Linked DNA regions of Mus musculus: region 1 is linked to region 2. A link is a loop called in an ENCODE intact Hi-C map of the cell type or tissue named here. Cell type or tissue: left cerebral cortex. All regions are shown on one strand. Links, peaks and the distances in the headings refer to the core of each region. The heading gives the core; the rest is flanking DNA.

What was found. A loop is a pair of places that touch in the nucleus more often than their neighbours do. Peaks named below come from ENCODE experiments on the same cell type or tissue, not always from the same donor. Only the 100,000 strongest peaks of a DNase experiment are listed, where the experiment ranks them.
Region 1: a loop joins it to region 2, with 7 times the contacts of the local background. A loop is called at or near these places in 12 of 42 quality-filtered maps.

What each region holds. Positions count from the first base shown.
Region 1 is chr10:36,784,543-36,800,805 of GRCm38, forward strand. All of the region lies in intron 3 of Hs3st5 (heparan sulfate (glucosamine) 3-O-sulfotransferase 5), which reads left to right. Among named protein-coding and RNA genes, the nearest start is that of Gm22554, 17 kb to the left of the region's middle. In left cerebral cortex, for the core only: a CTCF peak has its summit at 7,452 (motif pointing left); a DNase peak (open chromatin) is centred at 7,484.
Region 2 is chr10:36,539,749-36,556,011 of GRCm38, forward strand. All of the region lies in intron 1 of Hs3st5 (heparan sulfate (glucosamine) 3-O-sulfotransferase 5), which reads left to right. Among named protein-coding and RNA genes, the nearest start is that of Hs3st5, 41 kb to the left of the region's middle. In left cerebral cortex, for the core only: a CTCF peak has its summit at 7,095 (motif pointing right); DNase peaks (open chromatin) are centred at 7,093 and 9,685.

The DNA of each region.
Region 1 (16,263 bases), core at 3,683-11,682, 240 kb after region 2:
ATCAAAACAACCCTGAAATTCCACCTCACACCAGTCAGAATGGCTAAGATCAAAAATTCAGGTGACAGCAGATGCTGGCGAGGATGTGGAGAAAGAGGAACACTCCTCCACTGCTGGTGGGATTGCAAGCTTGTACCACCACTCTGGAAATCAGTCTGGCGGTTCATCAGAAAATTGGACATAGTACTACCAGAAGATCCAGCAATACCTCTACTGGGCATATACCCAAAAATGTTCCAACTTGTAATAAGGACAAATGCTCCACTATGTTCATAGCAGCCTTATTTATAATGGCTAGAAGCTGGAAAGAACTCAACAGAGGGATACAAAAAAAAATGTGGCACATTTACACAATGGCGTACTACTCAGCTATTAAAAACAATGAATTCATGAAATCCTTAGGAAAATGGATGGATCTGGAGGATATCATCCTGAGTGAGGTAGCCCAATCACAAAAGAACACACATGATATGCATTCACTGATAAGTGGATATTAGTCCAGAAACTTAGAATACCCAAGATACAATTTGCAAAACACAAGAAAATCAAGAATAAGGAAGACCAAAGTGTGGAAACTTTGCTTCTTCTTAGAATGGGGAACAAAATACCCATGGAAGGAGTTACAGGGACAAAGTTTGGATCTGACACAGAAGGAAGGACCATCCAGCCTACCCTAACCGGCGATCCATCCCATATACAATAACCAAACCCAGACACTATTGCATATGCCAACAAGATTTTGCTGACAGGACCCTGATATAGTTCTCTCTTGTGAGGCTATGCCAGTGTCTGACAAATACAGAAGTGAATGCTCACAGTCATCTATGGAGCACAGGGCCCCAATGAAGGATCTAGATAAAGTACCCAAGAAGCTAAAGGGGTCTGCAACCCAAAGGAGGAACAACAATATAAACTCACCAGTACCCGCCCCCACCCAGAGGTATGTCTCTAGTTTTATATGTAGCAGAGGGCCTAGTTAGCCATCAATGGGAGGAGAGGCCTTTGGACTTGGGGAGATCTTATGCCCCAGAACAGGGGAATGCCAGGGCCAGGGAGCAGGAGTGGGTAGGTTGGGGAGCAGAGTTGGGGGAGGGTATAGGGGGCTTTGGGTATAGCATTTGAAATGTAAATAAAGAAAATATCTAAAAATAAATAAACATAATATATATGTTTATTAAACATCTAAAAAAAAATCACTGTATTCTGCCTCTTAAATATTGCTTTATAAGAAGGCCTTAATAGAGAGCTAAGTCACAAGATTCAGGGATAAGAATGGAAGCCATCAGAGGCTGAGGTCGTAGCATATGCTATTTGGTTCTTTTCCAAACATACTCACGCTGCTTACTAGGGCAGCACTGGATGTTAAGGTGAGCTGAAAAACTGTTTTAAAAATCCTTCACAAAAACTTAGGCATGAGGATGTGTGCAATCCCAAGGGGGGAAAAATGAGTTGGGCTTTTTAAAGAAAATATCTATCCTGGACTGACTACTTCTGTTTCCCAGAGGAAGAGAAGCCTTGCATAGTCTGCAGTTCAAAGATGCCTGTTTGGACTTGCAAACTTTATATGCCCAAGTACAGGGGAATGCCAGGGCCAAAAAGGGGGAGTGGGTGGGTAGGGGATTGGGGGGGTGGGTATGGGGGACCTTTGGGATAGCATTGAAAATGTAAACGAGGAAAATACCTAATAAAAAAAAAAAGAAAAAAAAAAAAAAAAGAAGGCAGACTTCTTACATATAGCCACAGCTAAGATGAGGCATGTTGGCATGGCGATACAACTTTAATGATTGAGTTGAACTAAGCGTAAATTGTGTTACTTTTAGACACATGCATTGAGTGCTGTAAACTGAGCTTGCCAAATGGGGAAATAAATAACACCTAAGTCCTGAGGCCATATATGTAATATATAATTCCTGGGGAGTATTTACTGAAGTTAAGGTTTATAACCTTAAGTTATCTCAGCCATCATTTTCCTTCATTCATGCAAGGTGCACAGGCATAAGACACCTGTCATGGTGATGTCCAAACATCTGGAACAGCAGCACTCATTCTCAGGAGTAGGAAGACAGGAAGACAGACGAGGAGTAGTAGTGGGTTCTCCTGATGCCAACAGATCTGCTGCATGTCAATGCCATATCTCAGAGAGTCCACACCTCTTGTGTGCTGCAAATGTTCCAGATCTGACGTCAGATGGCCTAAGTACAGCTACATGCAAACCTCTAGTTCATACATATACCAGAGCATGGAGGCAGTAGAGGAAACACCCAAAGCTGTCCCTCCTAAAGATAGCTTTGTTTCTTTCACATACTTACAGGCCTGTAAAGCAACAGGGGGAACATTCCACACTCAGCACTCATCAACAGAGAGCTCTGGGGGACCATCGGGGGCGACCGACATCTTACTGAGCAGGACTCTTAAAAGATACCATTGCAGATAGAATGTGATGCGATATAGGAGGTCGCCTTTTCAGATATTTCTAAAGCAAGCTTCTTTGGTGCTGGGGAACTGCCCTAGATAAATATGCTGTAAACCTCTGCAAGGCCCTGCTTATTCAGCTTAATAACCCCGTTGCGGGTTCTGAATAATGTACGAATTTGATTCATTATTTAGAAATCTGAGTTACCACAGTAATGAACTACTTGTTACATTTACTGAAGCCTGCCAATACTGCAGAGGTTGTCAGGCTCGTGTGGCCTCAGATCTAAGTGAATTTTTAAGCTAGCTTGAAAATCAAAAGAAAAAAAAAGAATCAGCTTTCAAAAGTCAGAGAAAACACATTGCCAATCATTAGTGACCCTTTGCGACTTGTAGCTTAAAGAAAAAGAACAGGTTAATTGTCCTCAGAGCAAATGCCAGGACCCTCAATAACACTTCCATTTTAAACGAGTCTCAGTCTCTACCTTGTCTGTAGATAGTTCCCACAAAGTCTGAGGCATGTAATGACTGTCCAGCATAGTGTTACCCTAAGAAACCATATATCACATATGTATTAAAACTAGATATTTCTTTTTTCCATTGCCCCTTGGCCCTTTTAGAATAACTGTCAGTCTCTGCAAATGGTTTCACTAAGTAAAAAGTCAATTGGCTGTAAGTGGTGATGAAGAAATGGTCATGTGATTAATGTTTCAGTTTAGGCTGTTGTGATTAGTCACAGGAAAAAAAAAAAAAAAAACAGTTAAACTTGCTCCTGAAGAAACATAGTATGTTAAGGCAAATGGCCCGGCTGCAGCGCGATAGGAAGAAAGAGTTGAGTAGTGTTAAAAGCCTGCCTATTGATTTGTACCCCGACTGAAAGTCATGTGCTGATGTAAATGAAAATGTGTCAAGAGTTGATATCGATTTTTTTTTTTAAATCAGGCCATCTCTGGGGAAATACTGCTAGCCATGCTGCTGCTCTTGTCTAGGAGGGAAATAAGGTTCTTTTCCACAAGACTACACATGTCCAGACATCAGAAATGCTCTCTTTAACAGAGGTGCAGTGGATTGTCAGTTCACTGTCTGCAGTCTCTGCTTGAAAGAAATGACCCAGAGTACCTGTGTTCAGGAGAAACTCAAGAGGAAATGAAAGGTTTGTGTGTCAAAGAGAGGAGTGTGTGAGAATAGGTGCATGCTACATACTTGCCAATTAGCCTGTTGCACATATGTTGTACATAGCTCAAAATACATATTTTCCTAATATAAGACTTTTCATCTCATGCCTCAAGACAAAAACCACCATAGAAGAATAATTTTACTTATAGAGGCTGCTCTTCATAGACAACTACAATAAAGGCCAAAGACGGCATAGATTAGAAACCACAAAATGGTTTTATTTCTCCTTTAGCCTACAGAAAGACAGTCCTATTTTCTCTTTTCTGATAGAACTTTTCCAATTTGTTCCTTATTCATAGGTTATGACACTTGCAAATATTGACTAATAGGAGAAAGGGCCAGGAGTTATAATAATCATGAAGCTTTGGGTCAGATCTGTAGGGATTTCTACTGTTTAGGCACGGCTGGGCAATATGTCCTCTCCAATATTAGGCAATTAGAATGGGAAGTTAGTGTGGAAGAGGAAAGAGGTCATCACCCACCAATATATGTGGATTATTTGTAATAACTATTAGGATTAGAAAAAAACTTTAATAAACCAATAAGGGACCTAGCCATCCCCTCAACAATAGCTTGGAAACCTAAATCTATCTAATTTGATTTGGGGGCCTTAGGTACTTACTCACAAAGAAAGGTTCATTTTTCAATTTTTTTTTTTTTTTTTTTTTGTTGCTCCTGATTAGCCAAGGATCTTGGCAATAGTCTCGGTTTTAGGATCTGTAAGGTTTGGGTGTGGAGCAGCTGAATTTGTAAAAACTTTGAAATTATCATTTCTAGAAGCCGGGTAGGCGAATGGTGTGACACATGGCCTAAGTCAATAAAACTTTTGGAATAGGCCCCTGTCTTAAGATACTTGCAATTAGCATATAGCTCTTAAGATAAGAAGAATTTGCTGACCTTAGGTCTTCAGGATGTCCCTGGGGCTGGGATGAGGAGTCATTCTAGGCAAAATGAAGCAAGCCAGAGCCAGGCAATTTTGCCTGTCATGATTTCTTGACCAGCTACTAGCATCTCTGCCGCCTGTCATTCACTGGGCGGTGGCAACCTTTGTGGTCATATATAGCTGTAGACACTCCTACAGCACAATCAGCTCCGTTAAGATGGAAACTGTGGATTGCAATTCACTGTGTTATCAGAAGTACATGATTTCAAAACTGTTCAAGGAGAAAGGCACCCATATGGACCCATGCATATATGTGTGTGAGTATGCAATTATATATATGTATGTATATACATAAATACAAGATGAATTCTCCTTCCTGGAACACACTAACTCATGTAGTAACTGAAACCGCCAAAGTGAGTGTCCATGGCATTACACAATTATTCATTTCAAGATAAACTCTCAAACTAACTCAGAAAATCATGGTCAAGATAAAAAGAAATACTTCTCTTTTGGTGTTATGATTGACATAGCTGCTTAATATAGCCATTTGTTAAGTAATTCTTAGTTTTCCTTCTTTAATGCAAATATTGCTTCAAAATATTATGTACAGATGTGTCTGAGACAATGAATGAAAATTATTTTCTGTGCACTGTCCATGCAGTCTGAAACTGCATACAGTACCGTGTATGCGATACAGTATCAGTAAGTGATTAGACATTTATTTCTGCCTTCAGATATGATGCCTACCTTGTGTTTTCAAGGATTTAGCTAGCTACCTCATCTTGTTTGTTTGGATAGGCAGTTTATTTGTCTGTCTGTTTGATGTTATAATACCTAGATTTTTATCAAGAGAACTTTTGAAGAAAAAAAAACCAAAAAAATAACCAGCTTAAGCAAAAGATCATAACTCCACCTATGAGCTACCTTGAGCATTTTAGGGTGTTCTTTATTTGATTGGCAGAAAGTTTGAGTTTGACAGCAACTGCTGCTACTTAGTTCCCAGTCTTGCCTTCTGGGACACATATTCATATTTTTGAGGGCTGAAGAAGGTGACATATAAGCAAGTCTTGCATTGGTCTTTGTAAAACTAAAACCAAATACAAGCATATAACCCCCCCCCAAAAACAGAGTACAGATCCCCAGGACCCATATAAATGCTGGAAACCCCGATGGTCAGTCCCATTGCTCAAAGCCAGAGACAGGATCCCAGGTGGCAGTGCAAGTGCTAAGTAAAAAAATCTTACCTCAGTAAATAAAATAAGGAATGGTCAAGGAGGATACCCAACATCAACTTCTGATAGCCACATACATGAGCACAAACATACACACACCCACACCCACCCACACACACACACACACACACACAGAGAAAAACATGCAAACACAATTCCCACATGTGAACATACATACATACATACATACATACATTCACATCACACTCTCACATGCAAACATGTATACACACCACACACACATACACAGTTAAGTGAAATGCATACATACATGTATATACCACACCCACACTTCTTCATATGTTAACATGCACACTTACACATGGGCACGTGCATTTATACACCACATACATGCACACCAAACACTCACACATCTGGACATGGTATACAATCACAAATACATAGTCTAGTACATGTAAACATGTACACAGACACTTGCACATATAAACACGCATACATACCCACTCACACATGTGAATGTACATGCACAAATGCACACCATATATGCATTTTCATTTGTAAACATGCACACACCACACACTCCTACATGTGAACATGTGTATATATATGTGTGTGTGATATGTGTGTGTGTGTGTATATATATATATATATATATATATATATATATATATATATATATCACAAACATGAAAAAGAAAAAAAAGAATCATTTACCAAGCTAAAAAATTTGCCCTAGGACTTTTTTTTTCATTATGAATGGAGTTAAACTCAATATGGAAGTTGTTAGTAATTAACAAACTCAAAGAATATTACTAGATTCTACAAAAAAAGAAAAGGAGAAAAATAATTTAAAAAGGAAAATCCAGGGGAAAATGCCTTGCTTTTCTCATCTCCAATATTCCCTGGACTTAAATAACCCTGATTTATTTGATTTTAAGAATTCACACTTTTCAGAGCACAAAGGACACTATAGTTCTATGCACAGTTTTTTAATATGTGTTTATGCCACAAGATCTTAGGATAGTAGCAAATAAACAGTGAATTATTCTTAAAATTTGAAAATCTGTGGAAACAAAAATAAATCATAATATAGAAAGGAAAATAAACAACTAATAGTTCATTCCTTAGTAATGAGGAATATCATAAATGCAGTTAAATGTTGTAGGGGGAAAGGTTTAAAACACACCCTTCTTTTGAGTTGCTTAAGAACAGATGAGAAATATTCTTAACAGCATGTTACCCTCTTCCAGCATCAGCCTTAAAAACGTACTCCATATGGTTATTAACTAACTCAATTCTCAATTGCATATGCATTTATATGTCTCAATATGCAGATATATCAATATTTTATATCAGTAAAGAGTGTTTCGAATAAAGACCTGCTGATGTGGCTGAATTGTTCTAGTGGGAAATTTTTAATTGTTTTACTTTGCATTACTCAAGAAGAAAGGTAATCAGAAGCTAGATGAGGTTTTTTTTTGTTTTGTTTTGTTTTGTTTTTTTGTTTGTTTTTATTGTGCCAAAGAGACTGGGGGCAATACAGCAGTGTACCATTCTCTGTCAGGGGTATATTTACATTGCATTGCTAAATTATTTAGCACAAATACATTCTTAACTCTAGCAAACCTTCAAATAATAAAGTCACATATTCAGGCTTTATGGGAACATGCAAGCAGTAATGTGACTAAGGCATATACTTTCAGTTACAAAGCCATTCCTCATTATTTGGTTACCCTGTAGTGTTGGTCAGAATTTGTGGGATATGAGACAGCCCCCTAGTGGCGTCTACATTCCTAGTAAATTTCCAACCTTGGTTAATTCTTTTGCTTACTCATCAGTTAGATCAGTTTTCATGTCTAAACATACTCAGAGGACTTAGTTACCTAGCCCAAGCTGATTTCCTCCACATCTCACACACATCGGCAAGAGAATGGCAACAAAAGTGTAACCATAACAATGTCCGCTGTGCAAATGCTCAGATGCTGAAGTCTGAATGCTTTCTCACCTTGTGCTCATCCCAGATGTCATATAGAGATTTGCTACTTAAAAAAAAAATGTGTAGTCTTTCTGAGGCTTACTGTATGCCTATAAAAAAATAAGATGAACGTAGCCAAACACATGATGAGTGAGAGCGTGCCTCATGAGAGGAACAACTTCAGAAAGAATGGAAATCTAGAAATAGCATAACTTTTCACTGGGCCTTATAGAAACATAGACTGTGTGGTGGTTGCATAGCATAGGAAATCTGTGGAGAGGTACAAGGGCCACCCAGACTAAGGAAAACCTCTGAGTACTATACTGGAGTGGATTCATTTATTTGGATGCCACTGGAAATATTGTGGGATTAGTCAGATTTTCATTTTAGGGAATTGGTGTTAGACAGGTGAGAGGAGACAAGATCCAAGCTGGGGCTAACACTTAGTTCAGGCAGGAAGTGGTACTTGAGCTTTTAAAGTGCACCTGCAGTAAAGCAAGGTAATTTCTGGGCCACTGATGGCCTGCGCAACAGTGGAATTAACTGGGGCTGAGCAAAGGCCCAAACACTGCCCTTCCTCAGGACAGCATCCCATCCATCCTGTGTTCTTCGGTCCTTGACAAAATTCTTGCTTCTCTCCATCTCACTGTGTGGGTCCATGTGAGCCTCTCATAGCCTTCAGCCTTGAAGAAAGGCATGGATTGTGAGGTCTGCATCTCACTTCTTTGGAGGTGACATTTCTATGCAGCATAGAAAGGAAGAAACAAGTAAGAAGCCAGGACTGGGAGTATGTAGAGCACTTAGATGCTCTGTGTTTATCCTAAGAAACAGACAGAAATCCAGAATGACTTATGGATCTCAGCATGACAGCTGAGAGAATACAGTCTCTTCTCACTGTTTACACAGCAACAAAAGAGGGGGATCAAGCCAAATCACACTGATTTTCTATTCTGCTTAAGAAATCTTTACTCTTGTTACAGCTAAAATAAATAAATAAATAAAATTAAATTTAAAATAATCCATGCATCATTAGATGTAGTCCCACACATCTGTCACCAGCCTCTTAGGAGGCAGAGACAAGATCTTGAGTTTGATGCAATCCTAGCATGGTCTACTTGGGTTCCCTGCTGCAGGCTCTCACAGGACTACCAGCCAGGCATTTGCCAGGGCTGGTTCCCATCTAAACTATGGGTGAGACTTCTATCTATGCTAACATGGTTGTTGAAAGCATTTAGTTTCCTGTAGTTAAAGGTCCATTTGAACTTTCTTTTACAAAGCCAGGAACAAAGAAGAAGACGAATTTAAGTCGATTAGAGAGAAAATTGTATACAATATCATAAAGTGACGAGTGATATCCTATCACATTTACCACATTCTACTGGCCAGGTACAGTCATAGGTCATAGCCATACTCAAGAAATGAGGAGTATACAAAAAAATATCATTACCCCAACACTCCATGGTTCTGTTCATATTTATAGAACATAGCATTTCTGAGGGAGGGAAGGAACCTCCAAGAAAATCCCATTACACTTTAACATGGAGATTCACCACATATGTTTAAGATTATTACAATAAAATGTATATCTTAAATATATCTACCATTTTGGGAAGGGGTAAAAAATAACTCCAGTCTTTTTTATATTTAATACCTGTACAGAAAGAGTTCTAGTGTAGCTTTTCAATAAAAGTTTGTTTTTTCAGCATTTCATATACCTCTGCTCATGGCTTTGAAATTAAAAAAAAGAAAATCCAAGAATAGTTAGCCCCAAATGACATTAGAGCCACATGTGCTGATCCTTTGCTTTCTCCCATCCAGTGAAGTCTCACTTACCGAAGACATTCAGTGGAATGCTGGACTGGCTGATCTTTTGTTAAGTACCTTTCTCTACACATTCCCAAAGGAAGCAAAATCTTTTTCAAAATTAGTAGCAACCATGAAATTGTAGATATCTTACTGTCTTTTTACATGGCCCTATTGACATTTTCTTAAGAATACTCCTCTACTCATGTCTGTTTCTCCATTTGCACATCTCTACCCCTAGCTACTGCCTAGGAAGCCGTTAGTGTCTGGCTAAATCAAAATCAGTCTCCTATCTGGTGTCCTTACTCTAATCTCTCCTTGCATTACTGTCAATGCTTTTAAGAAAGCATATTTCTAAATTAAATTAAATTAAATATAAATAAATAAAAATAAACCATATTTTCTTCAACATAATTGGGCCTTTTCTGGGCTTTTATTTACTCATTTGAACTTGGGCTCCAATTCCTACATAGTCATATAAACACTCAAGTTTAACCTTTGTAAATATGTGTGTAATATAATTGCCTTTTAAATATTACTTCCACTTTTTGTTTGTTTTCTTATGAGTTGAGATAGAATCCCAGAGCCCTGTCTAACCTGTAACTATGTTGCCCAGCTTGGCCTTGAACTCACTGTCAGTTCTTCCCCCTAAACCTCCAAATGGCCAAAATTATACACATGAGCCATGTGGTAGTTTGAAGAGAAATGGCCCCTGTAAACTCATGTGATTGAATGCTTGGCCCACAGGGAATGGCACTATTGGAGGAGTGGCCTTGTTGGAGAAAGTGTGTCATTGTGGGGGGACTTTGGGATGTCCTATGCTCAATCTAGTGCCAGTGTGGCACACAATCCTTTTCTGCTGCTTGTGGATCAAGAAGTAAAACTCTCATCTCCTTCTCAAACACCATGTCTACCTGCACACTGCCATACTTCCTGCCATGATGATAATGAACAAAACCTTTGAAACTGTAAGTCCCAATTAAATGTTTTCCTTTTTAAGAGTTGCTGTGGTCATGGTGTCTCTGTACAGCAATAAAAATCCCTAAGACAAGCTACCACACCCAGCTTTTTGTTTCCATTTTCCCCCTCGTGTGTGTGTGTGTGTGTGTGTGTGTGTGTGTGTATGAGAGAGAGAGGGAGGGAATGAAAGAGAGAGAGAGAGAGAGAGAGAGAGAGAGAGAGAGAGAGAGAGAGTTTGGCATATTCGTGTGGGAAGGAGTGTGTGCTTGTCCTTGCAAACAGCAGTTGGCACTAGGACTTTAATTCCTCAATGAAACATGATCTCATTGCATTGGAACTTACTGTTTTGTGTCAACTGGATGGCTAGAGAACCTCTAGGATAGGTCTTTTTATTCTTCAGCCCATAGCAATGTAGTATCAGATGTTAGCCACCATGTGAGCTATTTCCCTAGTGTCATATTTCTGTTCTTTATTGTAAACAAAACCACCTCTTCATCTCCTACCTAATGCAAACTTATCTCTGTTTCCTTAGTGTGACTCAGCTAGTAGCCCCATCTTGGGTTGCCTGTGTTCTCTTTGTTATGAATGGCTTAAGATACAAGATATGGGTATTGCAGAATGAGGAGGTCAGCTGGAGGAGCACAGCAGAAAGCAGGAAGCCCAAGACAGATCCATGGCCACACACAAATGCAGAGAGCAAGACAGAGCCAGAACTCAGGAGGAAATTGTGGGGAAATGAGCAAGGATACTTTGACATCCAAAAGTCAGAATCAACACTAGCCAGGAGAATTACCTCAGACAGATATCACACAAGGAATCACACAAACAAAGAAGCAGAACAAAGCAACGTGAACACAAAATCCTAGAAGGCAAACGAAGCCAAACATTCAGTGTGGGGAGACTCTCAGGCTTTGTGGGAGGAGCCAGGTTAGGAGATGTATGTTCTAGAAGCACAGTCAGCATCTTGCCTGAGATCAAGGCTCTTCAGTAATGCAGAATACTTTTTGTTTAGGCAGCACAGTATATGTGGAGGTCCACAGCTTAGAGTTCAAATTCAACTCCTTGTATTTCCTATGTAACTTTAGACTCATCAGTAAGGTTGTCTAGACCTTAGCTCTGTCAAATGTGGAAAGTCTTATCAATCTCATGAGGTTATCAAAACAAAATGTGATTATGTATATATTAAATGCCAGGCCGCTGGTGATTATGTGTGTGTGTGTGTGTGTGTGTGTGTGTGTGTGTTTTATTTTTCCAGGTATTAAAACTAAAATGACTATCAAATTATGACTTCTATGGGTTGCTTTGCACATTTCTGTGATCAAATACCTAAATCTATGTCCGAAAGGGCAGGTTGCTGTTGGTGGTTATTTCTTTGATGGTACTTCATGACGAGAAGTCAGGGTGGTAGGGTGATAAGAAGCAGGGATATGAATGTCTACATTCAACTTACTTTCTCTTTTTTATTCAGTCTTCAGCCCCAGGCCATGCCATGGTGCCACCCACATTTATGGTTGGTCTTCTGGTTACAGTAAATCTAGTCTAGATAATCATTCATGAATATGCCCAGAAATCTGTACTTTTGATGATTTAAAATCCCATCAAGTTGACAATCCAGGATAACTATCACATTCCTATGGCCCAACATTCATGAGGTCTGTAAGACCTCCTCCAACCTCTTAAGATCCCCCAAATTCGCTTTACTCATCAGTAATTTAACACAGACAGAACAGGCATGCTCCATTCCAGGTTATTTATTTTAATTTTCCAGATGATGGCATGAACTCCTTAATGAGAAGTTTCCTAGGGTTGAGCTCATCGTAAAGGCTCAGCTGGCTCTGGCAATGACAAAGCAGACACTGCTCTGCTCAGTCGTTAGGCAAATCTGTGTGAAGAGCCCACCATACACAATGCACAGGGGATATAATGGCAAAGAAAAAAAAAAAAAAAAAGGTTTGGCTTCCTGGAGCTAGGGACAATTTAGTTCACTAAAGGAAGAGTATTCTAAAATGAGAATCACCTTAGGAGACAACCTAGCCCTATTTGTCAACTTTATGAAGGTATGATTGAAATTAGGGAAATAAAACTTTTTTGCTTTCCTCTCCACCAGCTAATTTTTGGCCTACTGAATGAGTGTCCTCTTGAGAAAACAATGGGGGAACCATCTAGGACATTGTCAGCTAAATATAATGTTGGGGTTTTTTTGTTTGTTTGTTTGTTTTATTTTGTTTTTTAACCTTCCACTCTGTCACTGAAATCAAGTCCAGCCCTCTGAGAGAATATCAGCACAGGTGTGGTTGCATAGCTTCCTGCCAGCCTCCATTAGAAAACTAATATGGCTCTTCTATGCTATACTCTGGCCACTTTTTAAGTTCACTTGTGTGAGAGGCAAATAAAAGAATGCCATCATAGAAAGAAGCACAAGTCATGGAGAAAGAATGAAAAGATGCTTCGGCTTGCACTGCTAGAAAAGGATCCATGACCATGGCTTCCTCTGACAGTCATTTCAGGCCAGTATTCCTGGAATGACACTAAGGAGAGTTTGTGGGTGGGGCTACATTGGAATCAACAATGTGAAAATGGCACCTGAAGACTAGGTGGCTTGAGACAATCTGTTTGTTCCACATCCTTCAATACTGATCCACAACCACATTTCAAGATTAGCATGCCAAGGTACAGATTAAGACTTCCAGTTCATTGGTCTAATGAGACATGACTTATTAATCTGACAAGAAAATCTTAATTAGACATGGGAACACTACTTGTTTCATTGTTAAATACCACCTAGTCCCTGAAGAATTGGAAAATAAATAGGGACTGAAATAGAAAGTGGCTTTCTCATTAGGCCCCCTGAACTGAGAGCATGGTTCTTTCTGTATGAGGAGAGTAGTCATGACTTTATTTTCTCTAAATAACTAAGTATTCACATTTGTAACACAAGTTTGGCATAGACATTCTTGAAATACTCATGGGGCTAGTGGGGGACACTGCTGAGAAGGGAATTGTATTCCTGAAGCTAATTACCAAGATGACTTCATTGTTTTTTTTTTCTTGTTTTTCATTTAATACATCCTTACAAAGATAGCCTCACTTTTAACAATGATGATGTCCTGATCAATCTCTGCTTATCTTGGTATTTTCTCATTTTACTTCATTTGTACTTATTTTCGATCTGTTTATCACGTGCCAGAAAAAGGGGGAAGGGAGGAACAGGTTAACTCAATAGGGGATGGGAGACAATTACTAAAGCTTCCTAAAGCTGAAAAATAAAATTCTGCATTCCCATAGTTGTCATGCCCATCAACCTATGTTTTCACCATGTCTCCTGTACTAAATTTCGTTTTCATTAGTGAATTAAAGGTAAATGTGGAGAAAAAGGGGAGAGAGCAACAACTTTTGTGCCCCTAGTTTAGACTTCACAGTAAATCCCCTTGATGAGCTGGGGAAACATTACTGCGATTTTACATACAATTAGTTACGAAGTATACTCATAACCCAGATTGCCTGATCATGTCAATTGTCTGAAAACAACAACAAGCAAAGGCCTCATTGAGATGGAAAATGTGAGAGATGCTCACATCCATCCGTGTGGCCGGCAACCACCACTAAGTCTACTGATTAATTTGTCCTATCTATTTATTCTGCTTAAAATTACAGGTGCCATTCTTTTTGCCGTTTATTTGAAAGAGAAAAATCTTGAAATCTAACTAAGCCTTACGTTTAAAAATCAAGTCTCCTTATCTTTGGCAGAGGGCGAATTCTACAAATGTTAGGTTTCCAAACAAAGGACAGCATCCTTCCCACCAATATTAGGATCCCTAATTTCTTATTTTTAATAAGAAATAAATAACCTGATGACAGTTATTCAGGAAAACACAGTCTGCTACCAGCAGATGGAATCAACTGTAGATGTTAAGAGAGACACACTCAAGTACCTCAGCAGTATGTATATGTGTGTGAATGATTTTCCTACCAGTGGAATCCTATAAGTGCATAGAGAGTTAACAGCATACATAATAATTTAGCAATTATTCTGATTACTGTTATTTCTAATGAAATTAGTAAACATTATATTCTTTCCATATATACTAAACCTCAAGAAAATAAATATCCAGAAGAATAAGGAATCAGCTGGTGATCAAGATCATACCATTAACTGGTGACTTCCTCTCTGCAGGGACCGAATGCCATTCCCATTCCCCTCAGCCATATTGAATATCTGTTCTTACTCAATAATAAAACGGAGGCTAGTGGGTTGTGCTGGATCATTTTCTGTCAACTTACCTGGAGCTAGGGTCATTTGAGAGGAGGGAACTTCAGTAGAGAAAATGCCTTTATAATATCTGCCAGAGGGGCATTTTCTTGATGGATTTTAATGTGTGAGGGCCTTGTCCACTGTAGGTGGCACTACCCCTCAGCAGGTGGTCCTGTGGTACGTAAATAAACAAATTGATCCATCAGGAGCAAGCCAGTAAGCAGCCTTCCTCCATGGGCTCTGCATCAATTCTGGTCCAGGTTCCTGTCTCCCAGCTCTTGCCACATCCGAGTTCCCCTGCTCTGGCTTCCCTCCATGGTGAAGGCAAACTGTGATGTGTAACTATAAGCTGAAATAGAAACCCCTAAGCAAGACTGGAATAAGCTGTCAGAATACTTGGGAAAACACAGAAGAACCTACAACTCCTGTCCTTTTCAGCATTTTCCCCCTCGGCATCTCACGATGTTAAATCAGTATATGTTAAATTCCTTGAGGTTTTTGTTTCAATATTTCAAAGTGGAGTGCAAATTAAAACTAAATTTACTTTAAGAGTTCAATGATATATGTGTGGAGTGCTATATAAAATGCAAAGCAATAAATAAATATATGAAAGTGTCCAGGACATGAAAGAAATGGGAAATAAAAGAAAATCAGTGCCATTAGGAAGACTATTGAACACGTATTTGTGCTTTCTTCTGCACAGATAAGGGTAATGAGAGAAGCAGTAACCAGTTGGAGAGTCCACGGAGCAGGAGAAGGAAAAATATCACTCCTCAACTCATGTGTGCCCCCATACCAATGCTAAAAGGGCTCTCTTAAATGCTAGTTAATGATTGATGGGAGTATTGCTTTAAATATTATTACCAATTGTTCCCCATCCTTGCTTCCCATTAAGTATGGTAGAATGAAAATGTTATTACTTGATGAGTCAAAATGTAGTCTACTTTTAGTCCAATAAATAAGCTACCTCCCATTGTTCATTTATTCACTCATTCATTCATTCATTCATTCACCCAGTAGTCGACCTTTTACATCCGTTTACACTGAGCCGAGAAGACAGAGTGGAGATGTTCACATCTCAACTTGTGAGTATCTACTGCCTTTTGGTCAAGAGTTGGAGTCAAGAGTCTAAGCAGTTCAAGGTCACCTGCATCTACGTAATGAGTTCAAAGCCAGCTTGGACCGCTGAGAGACCCTGTTTCAAAATAAAAATGTTCAAAATTAAGAAAATGAAAACCAACATGAAGCTGGGAAACAAATTAAGAAGAAATTAAAAATGAGGAGACATCAACTATTAGCTACATGTACAGGGTCTCCACTTTGGTACAGAAGCCTGGGGCATCATGGGTCCTTTCTGAGTCCACAGGTCAGCACTGAGGGATATGGGTTTGTATGGAAAAAAGACAAGAAGCAGTCAGTTGTTGACAGGGGAACAATGAAGCCAGTGACTTGAATATTATAACTGGGAGTACTGACTTGTCAGATATAATGATCTGCCAGTCCACTGAAAAGTATTTGACATTTCCGCGAATTGACCTTTGCCTGCCAATAGCTTGCTCAATTGCATTGTCTTCTCTGCTCAGAGTTTAAATATAAGAGCTGGTGT
Region 2 (16,263 bases), core at 5,431-13,430:
TTTGTGTTTTGGAAATTGTACCTTGAGAGTGTTCTTTGTTTCTGGGCTAAGATCCACTTATCAGTGAATGCATATCTAATGACTTCTTTTGTGATTGGGTTACCTCACTAAGGATGATATCCTCAGATACATCCATTTGTCCAAGAATTTCATAAATCCATTGGTTTTAATAGCTGAGTAGTACTCGATTGGGTAAATGTACCACATTTTCTGTATCCATTCTTCTGTTGAGGGACATCTGGGTTCTTTCCAGCTTCTGGCTATTATAAATAAGGCTGCTATGAACATAGTGGAGCATGTGTTTTTATTACCAGTTGGAACTTCTTCTGGGTATATGCTCAAGAGAGGTATTGCTGGATCTTCCAGTAGTATTATGCCCAATTTTCTGAGGAACCTCCAGACTGACTTCCAGAGTGGTTGTACAAGCTTGCAATCCCACCAGCAGCGGAGGAGTGTTCCTCTTTCAAAGAGAGGGACAATTATAATTCTAATGAATTCAATTTATAAGCTTTTTTTGTTTATGGCACTAATGATTTGTTCTAGGGTTTTCAAGGCAAATGTTTTACCCTTGTGCAACACTCCAAACTTCTTTCACATTCTATTTTCAAATAGGGTCTCACCCAGGTGAGATTTAAACTTAACAATCATTTAACCTCAGCCTCAGTAGTAGCAGATTATCATATCTGCTGGGATTTTTGGTATTTGTTTAACTTTTGTATTTAGATTAGAAATCTTTATGTGTTTCATAATCTTCTGTGATATATATTAGATAAGATGCACATTTAGCTGATGTATTAATGGATATAGCTTACATTCTATTTAGGACTAACCATATTTTATGGAGAGTGTGGCGATCAAGACCAGTATTTTTTGTTTGTCCTTTGTCTCCGTTTAGGTATCTAGTACCAGCACATGTGTAAAACTTTAGAAAAGTATTTGGAATTTTTATTGTTGTTGGTTGGTTGATTGGTTGGTTTTATGTTTTGTATTTTATCTTTCAAGGATATTTTACATTTCCTTTTAAATTTTAAAGCACTTTCCATCATTCTTTTTTTTTTAAGATGTATTTATTATTATATGTAGACTGCAGCTGTCTTCAGACACACCAGAAGAGGGAGTCAGATCTTCTTACGGATGGTTGTGAGCCACCATGTGGTTGCTGGGAATTGAACTCTGGACCTTCAGAAGAGCAGTTGGGTGCTCTTACCCACTGAGCCATCTCACCAGCCCTCCATCATTCTTATACTTTTGAACAGATATTTGACTTGATGTTAGTTTTCAAACTTGAATAAAAGATCCAACTATTCTTGAAGAATTAAGTATTTGTCTAAATATAAGTACTCGTGTGCTCCAGTTTTTCCTAAAAGGGAAAGATAAAAATTTTCATGATGCTGATTTTCAAGGCAGGGGGGATGTTAAATTTAAATAAAATGACTTAATAATGAAAGAAGTTGGAAAACATGCAGTGATTTAGCAAGGACTATAGAAAGTACTTTCAGGGAGGGGGAAAATGCACGTGGATATCTTCTTAACTAGTAGTAATATTTCAAATTGCTATTTTTAAATTAAGATATAAACAGAGAGTAATTTAATTTGGCCATAATCCTTCTGCTCAGAAGTAAGCCTTCATACTGCACTGGTATATGTACTTCCAAATATGAAATCAAAATGCCAAAATGAAAGCATGACCCACCTGGTAATGTTTTCCTTAAGACACTGTAGAGTTAGCATGGCACCCTACTATGTATAATTTTTGTGTTCGTATCTGATTCTTTGAAATGGAAATATTTATTTCAATGAATAAAAAATGGCAGCTCCATTTCTTCATTTATATAATTTATTGTTCTGACTGAACAACAAATTCTGGTGCCTTTGCCTGTATCAGCATTACTCAACCTCAAGATATTTATAGTCTGCAAGTTTAAACTATGGAGTTGCCAAACTCTATTTTTCAGGGAAAATTTAATTGCTTAAATGAGTTTATACAAGTTGAAATATGCCAAAAGTACTGATATGTGCACTTATCACTGAAAATTATGAGAGAATATCATTTTACCATTAAACATACATCTTACACACACTGATCATTTTCGAGGCTTTATCTACAATCAAATTAATTGAAAAACAATAGATTTTTCTGAGTGTCAAGGAGGAAGAAAGAAGCTATTGGTTAGTACCTAATACAAAACACAGTTGCCTCTTCTACTACCAAAAGCATTTTTAATACTTGGGCATATTTACTCTTCACAGTACCTGTGAGTTTGAAAACTTGGATTGGCACTGCTGTAGATGTTACTTTCTCAGAGCTTTACACACTACATAGATAAGCCTAAAACTTTTATTTCTTTCTTCTTTGTTGTAAAGTAACTACAATCCCAAACATTTTCTTATGGAACCACTTCTTCTCATACACTGATTGGTACAGGTATCAACTGTACAGGTGCATGCAGAGTGTTTGTGAATCAGGTGCTGTACAGAATAAATCCATTGAGCATCCTCAGGGTCCTGTTACATAAATAATTCATTGAGTATTGTCACAGTGCTATTATGTAATAAATGTGTTGAGTGTTCTTAAGAAGCCACCTACTAGGGCATTGAAAACTTGAAAATGTTGTGTTAGCTCTAAGAATTTGAATTTACAGTTAGATTTGTCTTCTATAGAAACTACAGCATTATTTTTTTTCCAACCATTCCTTGGTTAAGTTCTATTTCCCTGCTGCTGCAGTACAGAAAGAATAAATTTACATGTATGGCTTTCATTAGCTCAGAAGTTTGGTTCTCTACACCTTACCCTTCAGACCTTATTGAAAGGCTTGTTGAAAACTATAAATAAGTCTAGAAACTCTTTTCTTTAGATCAACTTTTATAGTTATGAAATAAATATTGGAAGAAGAGCTCTGGCAGACATTATTTAACGTAAACTTAATTTTCTGCTTAAAATGTTCAATAATTTTGGTGCAAAGACAAATGTAGTACTATATTTTTTCAATCTTTTTTGCTTCATATTAAAAAATGATGTGGTGGCACATGCTTTTAATACCAGTACTTGGGAGGCAGAGGCAGGTAGATTTCTGAGTTCGAGGCTAGCCTGGTCTATAGAGTGAGTTCCAGGACAGCCAGGGCTACACAGAGAAACCCTGTCTCAAAAAAAAAAAACAAAAACAAAAAAAAACAAAAAAAAAAAAACAAAAAAACAAAAATAAAAAGCGAAAACAAAACATGGTGATGCTTAACACAAAAGGATTTATGACATTTCAACCCAGTTGGTTACTATTTAATTCATTACACTGGATAATACTTAAGAAATACATATATATGTCTGATTGACAAGTCAGTTCTATAGGAAAAATTTCACTTATTAAATACTTAAATCCATGCCCCAGGCAATTCTCTTTGTATTGTAAGTATCTTACAAGCTTCGGTTATGAAGAAAATACTTTCTAGAGAATTCATTTCCTCTGGCGCATATGTGGATAATGAGAAAGGATTTCTTAGATCATGACCAAAGTGCTCTCTTTTCAGCCTCTGGGTGACTTCTTGTGAAAAGTCAGCCTCCTTGGCCTCACCTCCTCTAAGTCTGCTTTATTAAAATGAGAGGAGAGGCTCTGTTGGTACCATTAACCACATGCCAAAGGAATTCAAAATTCTCTACAAAAAAAAGGTGCTTTGTGGAATCAGGTCTCAACCTTGCTTCCTTTTTTACCAGTTTATGCAAAGGTGTTGTGCAGACTCCGGACCTCTTGTCTTAAATCTTCTTGCCTGAGAATCCTAGGTCCTCCATGACAAGTGGGCCTCAGCTACCAGGGGTGAGGATGTCTCCCAGGGCATATCAAGTTTTTTTCTGGCATGGGAGAGCCACTAGGAGAATCACTTCATTGCCATGTCTATAGCTCCTGTCTCTTTACTTGGGCTTCTGAAACAAACCCTATACACTTCAGTGGCTAGGTCAAAATATTGTGAAAGATCTGTTTCCTTCTTTTATTTATAATGAAGTGGTCAGTGAACTATGAAGTAGGTATAAAATGAGAATATTTTGCACTATGCAAACCAGTCGAACAGAGGTAAGAAAGTTATTAATAGACTTAGGATTGAAAAAGAGCTGTAAAATTTCAGTTTACTCCTGATAAATTTTATACTTAATAGTGGGTAAAATTCAGCTCAGTGTTTTAATAGACATTTAGTCTTACTCCATGAAATAAAAACTATTCTGTTATTTACTTATTTCTTTCCCATGATTGGTGGCAGGATATATGTTGTCCCAGTTAATCAGTTTTTCTCACACAACTTCTAAGCATCCACCATGAATCAACACAGTAAGACTTTTACTGCTTTAGTCTTAATACAGAAAATCAAGTAATTACGTTAAAAATCTGAATAGAGTGTGTATCAAAATGGTCAAAACTCATAAATCACTCATAAGTCACACAACACAAAGCTGATAAACATGAATATTGTTGAGGATAAATACTACCTCACCTCACATTCCTGCTATGTAAAATGATAATATTTTCATGTTTTCCAGGCTGTGTTACTATCAAAATCATGCTGTCCATTAAAAAAAAGCTAACCTCATCTCACTAGTAAATGCTCATTCATCTGCTTCTTACTTTTAAATGCAAATTTTTCACCCTTTACCTTTATGGGGAGATAATTTAAAGTAGAATTTACATATGATATGTTGTATTTTACATGGGCTTTAATATCAAAATTATTTTATGAATGTCTTCTAAGTTCGTATTTTAGACCAGCATCAATAAATCCAATTTTAATCTTAGTTTCTATATTAAGTTTTAATATAGCAATAAAACTCTTAGACATCTCTTTGTTATATCAAACAGGGGATTTTAGTGTAGTCCTTAAAAATCTTAGTGTAATACTCAATAGATATTTATGTGAGGAAAAAAAGTAAGTCCAGTTGTAATACACGTTCTTCAAATGTGACCCTCTTCACTATTCTCATAAAAGAAAGAATAATAGTGTTGATATGATTTAAGCACTGACCATAGTACTATGTAGCCACAGGCATCCTGTAACAATCAGAAAGATGTCCTAGCCAACTTAGATCTAGACCTGCACTATGGATATAATAGAATACGTGGGCTTAGGAATCAAAATATAGAATTTTCTCTCAGAACCCACAATCTTAATTTCAACTTCCTATATCAACAAGCATAGAAGTGTAATTGGCATTTCCTGATAATGTCCCTTGCTTAACAAGTATGGAATATGTTTATTCTGCTCTTGCTACTTCAGCTAATTGTATACAGGTTTCCCATATCCTTCCCCCAGTCTGCAACAGCTCCTACTGCTACCTGTTCTTTGGTGGTCAGAAATAGGTTTCAGGAGGAATGAAGAGATTTTTAAAATGAAGCAAAGAAGCAATTTTATCTTATGTTTCACAGGCAGGGCATGGGTGTTGAGCATTCAGGATGATGATTTCTAGCAAACTCAGAAACAGATAAGGACTATCAGGTCTCTGACTCGGATTCCCATGTTATAAATCATTTATTACATTTTTATTTACACTAGATTTCTGAATAAAACTTGGCACATTTTTAGCAGTTACCTCTTTGTCTTCTAGGGTTAAATGAGACTATTTAGTCTATAATCATTTTTATGGTTATATGATTAATAGTGAACATATAGGGGAAAACTTTCAAAGTATGGCCCATAGACTCCTGATTACCTCTAGTCACTAGCCAGAGATTCTTAAAAGACAAAGCTATTTTTTTTCTTTTCATTACATTGCTATTTGCATGATTGGGACAAAACTCATTTGTGAGTTGCTCCAAACTGATTGTCATGCATTCATACTGAGAAGAGAGTAGAAGGAGACAACTTTACCTAGGAATGTAATGAAAGAGTACAAGTTACTAACTATATTATCAACCCTTGAATATGCTTTTATTAATACACTATGTACTGAAATCGAGTATACATACAAAACATTTGTTCTGCATACACCAATACAAATATTTTCTTGAGAGAAAGGCTCAGGTGGATTATTTGAGTTGCTAGCTGAACTAGCCACATTTTCATTGTACTAGTTATTTTACTGTAAAAAAAAAGGATTAGCATTGTAGCATCATTCATACTTAGCTATTTTACAGATATTTTGTCAAGAAATGATCAAAGTTGATAATATTTGTTTATATAGGGTTCCAGATTTCAAGAAAAAGTACTAGAAAAAAATCTATGCTTATGACACCATTAGTGTGACAGCTTTTCTGATGAAGTAACTGGTTGTATTAATAAATGTGAATTTTGAATAAAGAAATGTGTCAACAGGTAGAAAATCTTCAGAAATAACACCAGTACTTTGTAAGAGTCCAATGCATTACTTTATAATTTATGCTTGCTAAAACTCCATTCAAAGTGAAAAATAGGTCAATATATTTTAATATGCTGGAGTTGATTGATATAGTTTCAGATTCCACATTACAACTACCCTTTAAGACACTATTGCTTGTCAACTTTTGCTGTAGTAGAAAGAATGATGCTCAAAATTACATGAAAGGTATTAAATCACTCTTTCCTTTTCCACTTGCAGAATTATGTGAGCTCAATTTTTTATTTCTCTACCAACACAAATGTAATGTTAGAACACACCGACTACTGAGGCATTTATGACAGATTGTGAATAAGCCATATATGTGTTAAGTAGATTTGTAAGCATATAAAATAGTAGATACCTTCCTAACTTCCTACACTTTTACGCTTTGAATTTTTTTGTAATTATTTTTGCAATATTATTATTGATGATAACATATAATAAAAGATTCATTATTTTTTAAAGATGTAAGTTATACAGGTTTAAATGTCTATCATCATAGGAATGATTGATAATACCTATAAAATCAAAAACATTTTTAAAAAATTATCTTTTTTTTTAAAGTTCAGTTGTTATCCCTCTTGCAGACTGCCCTCTGACAGTTCCTCATTCCCCCCCCCCCCCCAGCCCTCCATCCTCGTCTCCAGGAAGATGTCCCACCCCCCTTGAGAATTAATGATTACAGACCATTTAGTGTGTGCTATGGAGGAAGGTACTCAAATCTAAAATAAATCACCACTAGCCACTAGAGGGCGCATTCATTTTATATAAATGTATAGTGGAGAGGCAATAAAATTGACCTATAAGGATGCCACATTTTATTAGTAGGCCAATATTGTACCTAAGAATCCATTCACTAAAGACAAGACTGAAGAAAACACAAGTCCTTAACATATGATGCCATGTGAAAAGAAGTCATCATGTATTCCTCTGATTGCATCCTTATCCATACCATATCAGAATGGTGGTTTTGTTTTTGTTTTTGTTTTTGTTTTTGTTTTTCATTTTACTGACTTTTGTGTAACTGCTGATTGAATGGATATCAGTCAGAAACACTTCTTAAATCTTGTGTTTTGCCCAGGGATTTTTATATCTGTTACATTAGAATGGCTATGCCTATGGATAGAATTGTTATTCAATAAGTTATTTTCTCTTTTCTGAAGCCAACAGAGAATCACATGTCTACTGAAGCCCAATCATTCCTGTTTTGTTTTGGTTTTAATTTTCCTTTAAAAGTTCCTTAAATTTCTTCCTTTCCTTTCTTTTCCTTTCCTTTCCTTTCCTTTCCTTTCCTTTCCTTTCCTTTCCTTTCCTTTCCTTTCCTTTCCTTCCTTCCTTCCTTCCTTCCTTCCTTCCTTCCTTCCTTCCTTGCTACGTCCACTCCAGTGAAGTCTGCTTGGCAGGCCTAAAAGCCTGTAAGCAGTCACGAGGCGAGTTTCACGGAAACAGCCTCCTGGAACCTTGGCATTCCCATAGCTGTATACTCAAAACCTGTCCCTGCGTTAGTCTGGTGCATGGATCCATGTGCTCTCTTTCAGTATTGTTTTATTATAAGTGCCTTTTAGGATTGATTTTGACATATAGCTAAGCCTTTGCCTGTGTTCCAATGTCCTAGGCAGCCCTTGAAGCTGACCCTGAGCTTGGAATTCAGTAAGAATGTTACCAATTTGGTAACACTCAAATTTACTTCTAGTAGAGACAGTGAAAATAATCAGGCATTACAATTTACTTGACTAGAGCTTGAAAGCTCAGGGCTAGTCTGCATAGTAATTACTTAGGACAATAGCCGAATCACACCCAAACAGGAATACAAAATGGTCTAGGAAATGGGTGAGTTGTCACATGAAAGGGTTAGTAGAACTCCCTGGTCCAGGTTTTTTTTTCACTAGGCCCAGAGGAATAGCATAATCAGGTATTTACTAAAGAACCCCTGGTGGTGGGTTTAACAATAGACTAGCATTGCATCAGAGCATTCACCTGGCTCCTGTGTTTAGCAGATCTTTTTAATTAAGGATTGTTCCTATTCTCAGTGGTAAACATGGCCTGGCTCCACACCATCTTTTTATGTATGCATTCTTTTTTGTTTTGTGTCACTGTAACTTGGTGGATATGTTCGCCTGGCTTTCTTGTTTTTCTTCTGTATTAAAAGGCTGGTGTTCTTTAGGAGAAAATACATTCAGATTCAACACTCCCTTGTCTGGGTCTGTTTGTCAATTCTCACCGACTCTTTGTGCCCATCTGTCTGAAACCCTGATTCCACACGGATAGAGAGAGGCCAACTGGGCCCGATCCATCCGTGGCACTTCCTCCCTCCCTCCCTCTCTTCCTTCCTTCCTTCCTTCCTTCCTTCCTTCCTTCCTTCCTTCCTTCCTTCCTTCCCTCCTTCCCTCCCTTTCCTTCCTTCATTCCATCATTCCTTCTTTCTTTTCCTTTTTTTTTTTTAACATTTTTATATGTAAGTATCATTGTACTTTGCTTACACTGTTGTCTCCCCTTCTCCCTTGGTCCTCTTCCTAATTAGGAACGTTTTAAATAAGTTCAAACCTAATTCAGTAAGAGTAGTGTCAATGTTGTTGATCTATTGATAAGTTGAGAAAGTATGGCATGTTCTTCCTATGAATAATAAAGACAGTGTGACTTGGGCGTGAGATGAAGAATTGAGGCTGAAGATGCAGCCCAATGCTCTCATGGCAAAGAAGAGCATGAAAAGGGGACTGGAAAGAAGTTTTTGATCACTAAATCACTGAACTGAAGCTTACCCAGACTAATTTTTGTTTCCAGACACATATTGTACCCCAAATATCTGCTCCGTAATTTTTTTGTAAGAGTTTTCATTATTCCTCATTGCTTTTTGGATGGTTTAATGTATTTTAGCCTGGCATCTATGTATCTGAATTATTGTCCTATGTTTTACTTAAGTTGGAAGATGATTGATAGTTTAATTTTGCTTATAGCCACAGTGAAGAAATAAAGCCAGGTAACTCTATCATTTATAAACTTAAGCATGACCTTCGCTTAGTATTTCTCACATGCTGCCATAATCCATTGATCACTTAATAATCATTTTCTGTGGCTCCCAGCAGGCCTAGGTTACTCTTACCTTGAGACGACATTTTGAAGATTATGTTGACTAAAATGAGTGATCATTCTTATTACCTCATTTAACATATCACACATACACACACACACACATATGTGCTCATCTCCCATTAGATGAATACATACTTCTAAAGTATAGCCTTCAGGATGACACTTTGGCAGGAATAACTCAAAACCATTCTGAAAACTTCAAACACTGGCTAATATTGGAGAGAAAAGCAGCAGCAGACAGTGAGGTTTGCAGCTTGAATAGCCAACTTAGTGAGTCACTGATGATATGGAAAGCCAACAAAAATCTAATGAATACACAGTGTCGTTTTAACATTGGGAATGGTGTTTAATTATCCATGAGGCTGCTTTTTCCTTTAAAAGATCCTTTTATGTCCTTGACTGCCCTTCCATTCTCTTAAACTTGGCAGACATACTTAAGTGGTGGTGAGCAGATAGTCGCCTATGAGAGAGCTGTGTCATGGTCCTGGGAGACCTAGCTTATTCTAAATAGAGCCCCCAGGATGCGGTGGAGAACTCTGCCATATGCTCAGATTTTCTGGGATAGAAATGAGCAGGAGAGTCCTGAAACTGAGTTCAAGTTAAGGATTCAGCTCCAGATAGATAAGAAGTCATATAGTATAGGGAGAATAGAGAACGGCATATTCAGAATAAAGATGCCTTAAAAGTATACCAAAACCCTGAATACTGTGTTATTCTGCATTATTGGTGTTACCAAATATCTGATATAAAGGACTTAAAGATATAAAAGGTTCCTTTTGGCCTGTGTTCATAGGCAGAAGGCTGTTGCTTGTGGAGTGAGATGAGGAAATATATCATAGTGGAAAGATTTATCAGAATGAAGCTATTCGGAGCCTCATGGTGGTCAGGAATAAAAGGCAAGGAAGAAGATTTAGGGATGTATCCTTCAAAGGCATGGCTCCAGCCACCTATTTTCTCAAACTTATTCCTACCTCTAGCCAGCATTCAGGTAACATTAAGTGATTAAACATACAAATGTTTTCAGCATTGTTGGAAGCTATCAACTGCTCAGTAGCACTATCTGAGTGACCTTAAAACAAGAGCATTTTGAAGGACAGTTCACATTGTACCCATAACAGGTACCAAGACTAAATGCAGACTTTTTTACTCCTGGGAATAGGTCTCTTTGAATCACACATTCATTGTTCATCCTTAACTCTCATGGGCTGACTGAAAGCTTTTGACCACGAGTTCCCACCTGAGAAAATTAAAGCAACTTGTCCTCTTCTTTACCTCTCCCGAGTCCTGCTAATGCATATGTGCAACCTTCAGAATGAAGATGACTTTCCAAGGAAAATCTGACCAAACATATTAGGGTCCCTCATCCATATCTCTAAGTCCACTCAAGTTCATTATAAAGATTAATCATCATAATTCTCATTTATGAAACTAGAACATCAATATCCCAAATCTTATTAGATTGTGATGACTAACTGGGTATTATAGGAACATTGATTTTGGCTCTTCTGGCATGCAATAAACACCTGTGAGACTTGCACGATGAAGATGGTAGCATGGATTTTGTTCTGTTATAAAATTAACTTATGCAGAAAACTTACCAGGGCAGACTCTAGTAAATATTCTTCTCTATTTTTAAATGATTTCAGAAAAGGTAAAATAAAATGTACCTAGAATATTAACCCTACTAGACATCTACATCTGAAATAAAAGAATAAATCAAGATCAATCACATACTTCTATTTTATTAAGATATTTTCCTCTAAAAAAAAAGATAATTTATACCTTCTGACAAGGGGAAAATCACCTTAGTCAGTCTTTGTCACTTAATGTGTCTGATTTTAGTCATTAAATCAGCACACAAAGAGGGCTTGAGAGATGGTTCAGCAGCTGAGGACTGATTGCTCTTGCAAAGTATCTACGTACGTTTCCCAGTACCCATATCAAGTGGCTTAAACTCCAGTTCCAGGGCACCTTAATGCCTTCTACTAGAGTCCTGGCACCAATACACATGTGGTACACATAAACCCATCCAGACAGACACACACACAGACAAACAAACCATTTTCTAAACAACACACTAACTAATCAAAAGAGTTCTCAATTACTTTCAATTTCAATTGCTACTAATATTTTACTTAAGAAGGATAAGAGATAACACTGTCATGTAAGAGAATGAACTTTGTAAATAATCACACTTTTTAAATGAGTGATAGGAAGTCATAGAATCTTAATGTTTATTAAGATTCTTAAAAGCAATGCTTCAATTTTTATTGCCAGAATATGTTAAACCATATTCACTCTTGTGACACACTGTTGCAGTTTCAGATCTGCTCCTTTAAACTCCTATTAATGAATAATAGTATCTTACAACATGCACATACCCATTGAATGCCCGTTGCTTTCTGTGATACTGCCAGGCCTAGAAGGAAGGCATCAACCACACTCATTCTGTTTCTCAAATCTAACACAGTACTTTATCTACAGAGAGAACTTAGTAGATTCCTACAGAACTGTACAATTTGGAGCTATGAGTGTAATTTCAGAAAAATAATTTCCTGAATCTATATTAAAAGACATGACACAAGTATTCAAGGACATCTTTCCCCATGAGCAATATTTCTCTTGTGTCTTTGGGTTTTCAAATCTGGTTCCTTATTCCCTCACTGAAGTTGTCAGCATACAGATGCATAAGGCCACTCATGGCTTGCATGTTCCCATGGCATCTTGCGTTTTCTCCTAGCACAGATGAGTTGTTTTTAGTGAGTAAAGTGGAGTTCTGCAAAAAACAGAGCTGTTCATGTCCTGTGATGTATTCTTCTTATCCAACTCTTGCTAACGCTGTACAGTATCACAATTCTAATGTTTGCTGATCGGTTGAAGTAATGGCTAACCCTACTAGTGGCTAGTAGTGTTATCATGGAGAATCCAGGGAATGTCTCAAGCTGTAAAATATGAGGATGGATTTCAACAAAGTTCCACTTGCTGATGCTTACCTTTAGTCAGATTCTTTGTGTATTTTTTTTCCCAAAGAACCATGTACTCCCATCGTGTTGCAAAATATCTAGTTTCACTCAGTGGGCCAGGTTCTCTTACCAGCTCCCGGAGGCTCTAGAAACTGTCACTCTTCAGCCAGGGATGTCATTGATGAACCTTTTTAGTGCAGAGTTTTGAAATTGTGGTGCCTTTTAAAACAATGCAGGACTTTATGCATCTGTTTCCATATTCCACTCGCTTATCCCCTTAAAGATCCTTTGTTTAAACTCTTTCCACCTGGTAAAGCTTATGGACTGCCAAGCTTACAAATGCCCGCTCCTGCCTTGCACTTTGACAGAAGTGATAATATGTGTTTGCATTTACTGTGTAGATATTTTATTAGTAGCTTACAAGATTCTAATTATCTGGATTGTATGAGAGATCAAATGTTGCAGCAAAAGTATCTTTAATGCCAGGGCCAGAAGCAGGAGTGCATGGGCTGGGGACAAGGGCCGGGTGTGGGAGTGGGAGGGTATAGGGGACTTTCTGAGAAGAAACTAGGAAAGAGGATAGCATTTGAAATGTAAATGAAGAAAATATCTAATAAAAAGGATACATTTAAGTTTCATTTTGGTGTTTACTATAGAGCTATATTTACCTGTTTACTTATCAGAAATATTATGCATAAATATACATGACCTATAGGCACATTAATAAGTGTGAGTAATTATTCACACATTAGCATTTCTTTTTTTTTCAGATAAGAGCACATGCAAAAATTTAGCTCAATTGTTAATGAATCTTTTACTTGAAATCTATTTACCACCATGAGTCACTGTTCAGTAAAGTCTGCTGGTAGCTGGACGTGGTCTCGCACGCCTTTAATCCCAGCACTTGGGAGGCAGAGGCAGACGGATTTCTGAGTTCGAGGCCAGCCTGGTCCACAAAGTGAGTTCCAGGACAGCCAGGGCTATACAGAGAAATCCTGTCTCGAAAAACCACAAAAAAAAAAAAAAAAAACAAAACAAAAAAAAAAACAAAAAAAAAAACCCAAAACAAAACAAAACAAAACAACAAAACAAAAAAAACAAAACAAACAAAAAAAAAACAAAAAGACTGCTGGTAAACAGACTAAAGTATAGTTAACATGGGTCAGTATTTATTAATAGTTGAATAGCATATAAAGGCCACTGTTGTAAAAAATATTAATACAGGAGAGTAGTTTGTGAGGAGTGAGATAAACTGTGAATTTTATACTTAAAAGTATAGGAAATCTAATTTGTGTAGATATATTTTCTGTGCTGTCAGAGTTCTACCCAGTACATTGAGAAGTACATGGCCATTTAGCCCTCTACTGTTTCTGCCTTTACAATCTTTTCTATGGTTAGCTACTTGGAGCACAGATACACCACAGAAGGAACTTCAAAATCAAATAGAAGCATATGAAACTGACACATGAGATTATTCAACTAAATGACCCCCTCTCCCAGATGTGTCTGTTTTATTTGCCACTTGATGCACACTTGAAAAAAGATGTAAAGGAACCACTTGGATATGGTTTGGGAATCTCTATCAAGTAGAGTATGGCTGCATTTCTTTGCCTTTATACACTGATAGTTTGGTTTTCAGTCTAAGTTTTACTTGTCACACAGTCTGAAATATGACCAATCTCTTTTTAATATTTTAAAATATTACTCATTAATATTCTTATTGTGATAAGTTAATATGTTGTGTTTATTAATATTCTTGTGTAGACATGGCATTACCAGCACAAACGTCACCTAGAAATTGTCTGGTTATGATTTTAAAAGTATAAACTTCAGAAGGGAACTGACTCGCATCCATATCTACTCCTCCACCCCTGTTTGCAGATGAGGACAGAGTCAGAAGAGCCACAGAAGACACTCAGGATTTTTCAGACTCTGAAATGGTGAGAAGAAGTGCATCTTTACTGTTTGTCAGTGCAGGAAAGGATGTGTGTGGTCCTAGGAAGAATGTGGTCTTATTCCATAGCAACTCATCTCTAAAGCAGCAGTAGTGAGATACCGATGCATCTGCTTCCTATATATGACTTTAATGTTCACTCCTCTGTTGAGGAAGTGCTGGCTAACCCATACATGCCTGTGGCTGTGGCAGATTGTAGTGGGCGGTTCTCTGCTCTTAGACTTATTTCCCTTGCCCTAGTGAAGCACTTTGTCTCTTAGTGAAGAGACTTGAAAAGGGACAACGGAGAGTAGATAATTATGATTTAAAATAGTCTTGCCACTCGTTTTTGTTTGTTTTTTTTTTCTTTTTGTTTTGTTAACCTGCATCCTTTATTTTGTTAAATGTATCAGTATGGGGAAAATGGGAGAATTAAAAAAGAGAAAGAGAGAGAGAGAGAACATTCCTTGAATTAAAAAAAAGTCTATGAAAATACAGCAGGAAGATGTACACCAGACATGGTTGTCTTCAGCTTTATATGCCCTAGTCTCCAGATCCATCAGAAGGAAGTATCTCTGAAGACAAAACACACACACACACACACACACACACACACACACACACACACACACTCCATTATTACAGTGTTAAGGGGATCAAGGCGCTGCTATCTGTCACATTTATAATAGAATTAAGTAAGGTTAAGAAGCACTTACAAAACTTAAAAATGACTACACAGTCTCCTTATGCCTTTAGTTGTTAATATATTCCTTATTCTACCAGTTAGGATCATTTTAATCTTCATTTTGGTGTATACTAGAGGGAAATCTGTGTTTTCTGTGTAGTTGTTTATCTGTGCCTTCTGAGTAGTTGTTCCTTAAAATATGTTTTGGGTTATGGACATGTGCTCAGTTAGCATGCATTCCTTTTGTTCTCATAGTAACTCCATAATGATAGTATAGACATTTCTTTTTTTGTATAAGAAAACAGAAACTTGCAAGATTTAAATCCTGGCATGTGTCAAAGCAGTCTCAAACCCAGAGCCAAAGCACTTGTCTACTAAGCTGATAAAGAGGCCTTGTGTAAAGTCTTCATTGAAGGCTCTGATAACAAATGTAGAATAAGAAACGGCTGAATTCTTAGCTCCTAGGCCTGGCATTATGGATCTCTTTCCCAGTGGCACCATCCATTCATCAGACATTCATATCAATCTTCCTATGAGACAGCCCACCTTTTTTCATCCTGTCCACAAGAGTGTTATAAGAGCTTCCTAATGCCTTGCAGAAATCAGGTTTCCCCTAGACATGGCACAGACATTATCTTATCTATCAGCCGGGGAAGTGGACTACAGGACCCGAGATTCAGTGCCTGTCTAACATTTGGCCTCATAAATATCTGTCAAATTAATGATTGACTTGACTCTGTTTCCTGGTCTTTCCATTGTATTCACTGCTGACCTGCAGCTGCTTAGATGCTTAGAGCAATTACTCTACGAGGCCTTAACTGTGCTGGCGTACTGACAGGTGAAGACAAAACAAGAACTCTGTTCAGAGATTGGCTAGCTCCCTTGTATGAAACATACATGACTGTGGCCCTGTTTAATTAGCCTGCTGTTTGCTCCTGAGCCAAGATCTCTGACATCACATGTGCAATTAGCAGTAGTGCTAAGGCGCTGAGTGTCACAGTGGGTGGACTGAACACATGATTCCCATCCTCTCCAGAGGACAGGCCTGTCAGTCTGCTTCTAGGGGGCCTGAGAATGAGTGTCCATTGACAGTTACACAGAGAGAAATGCTCTGATGAGAACCAGGTCCCCAGAGTCAGGCATGAAGTTGAGGTCCCCCCAGTTTGCCTTTACACTTGCTCCTTGATAATGCCATCAGCAGGACCAGAAGAAAAAAATAAAACTGGATCATTTGCAACCCTGTTTTGATGCTATCTTTTTC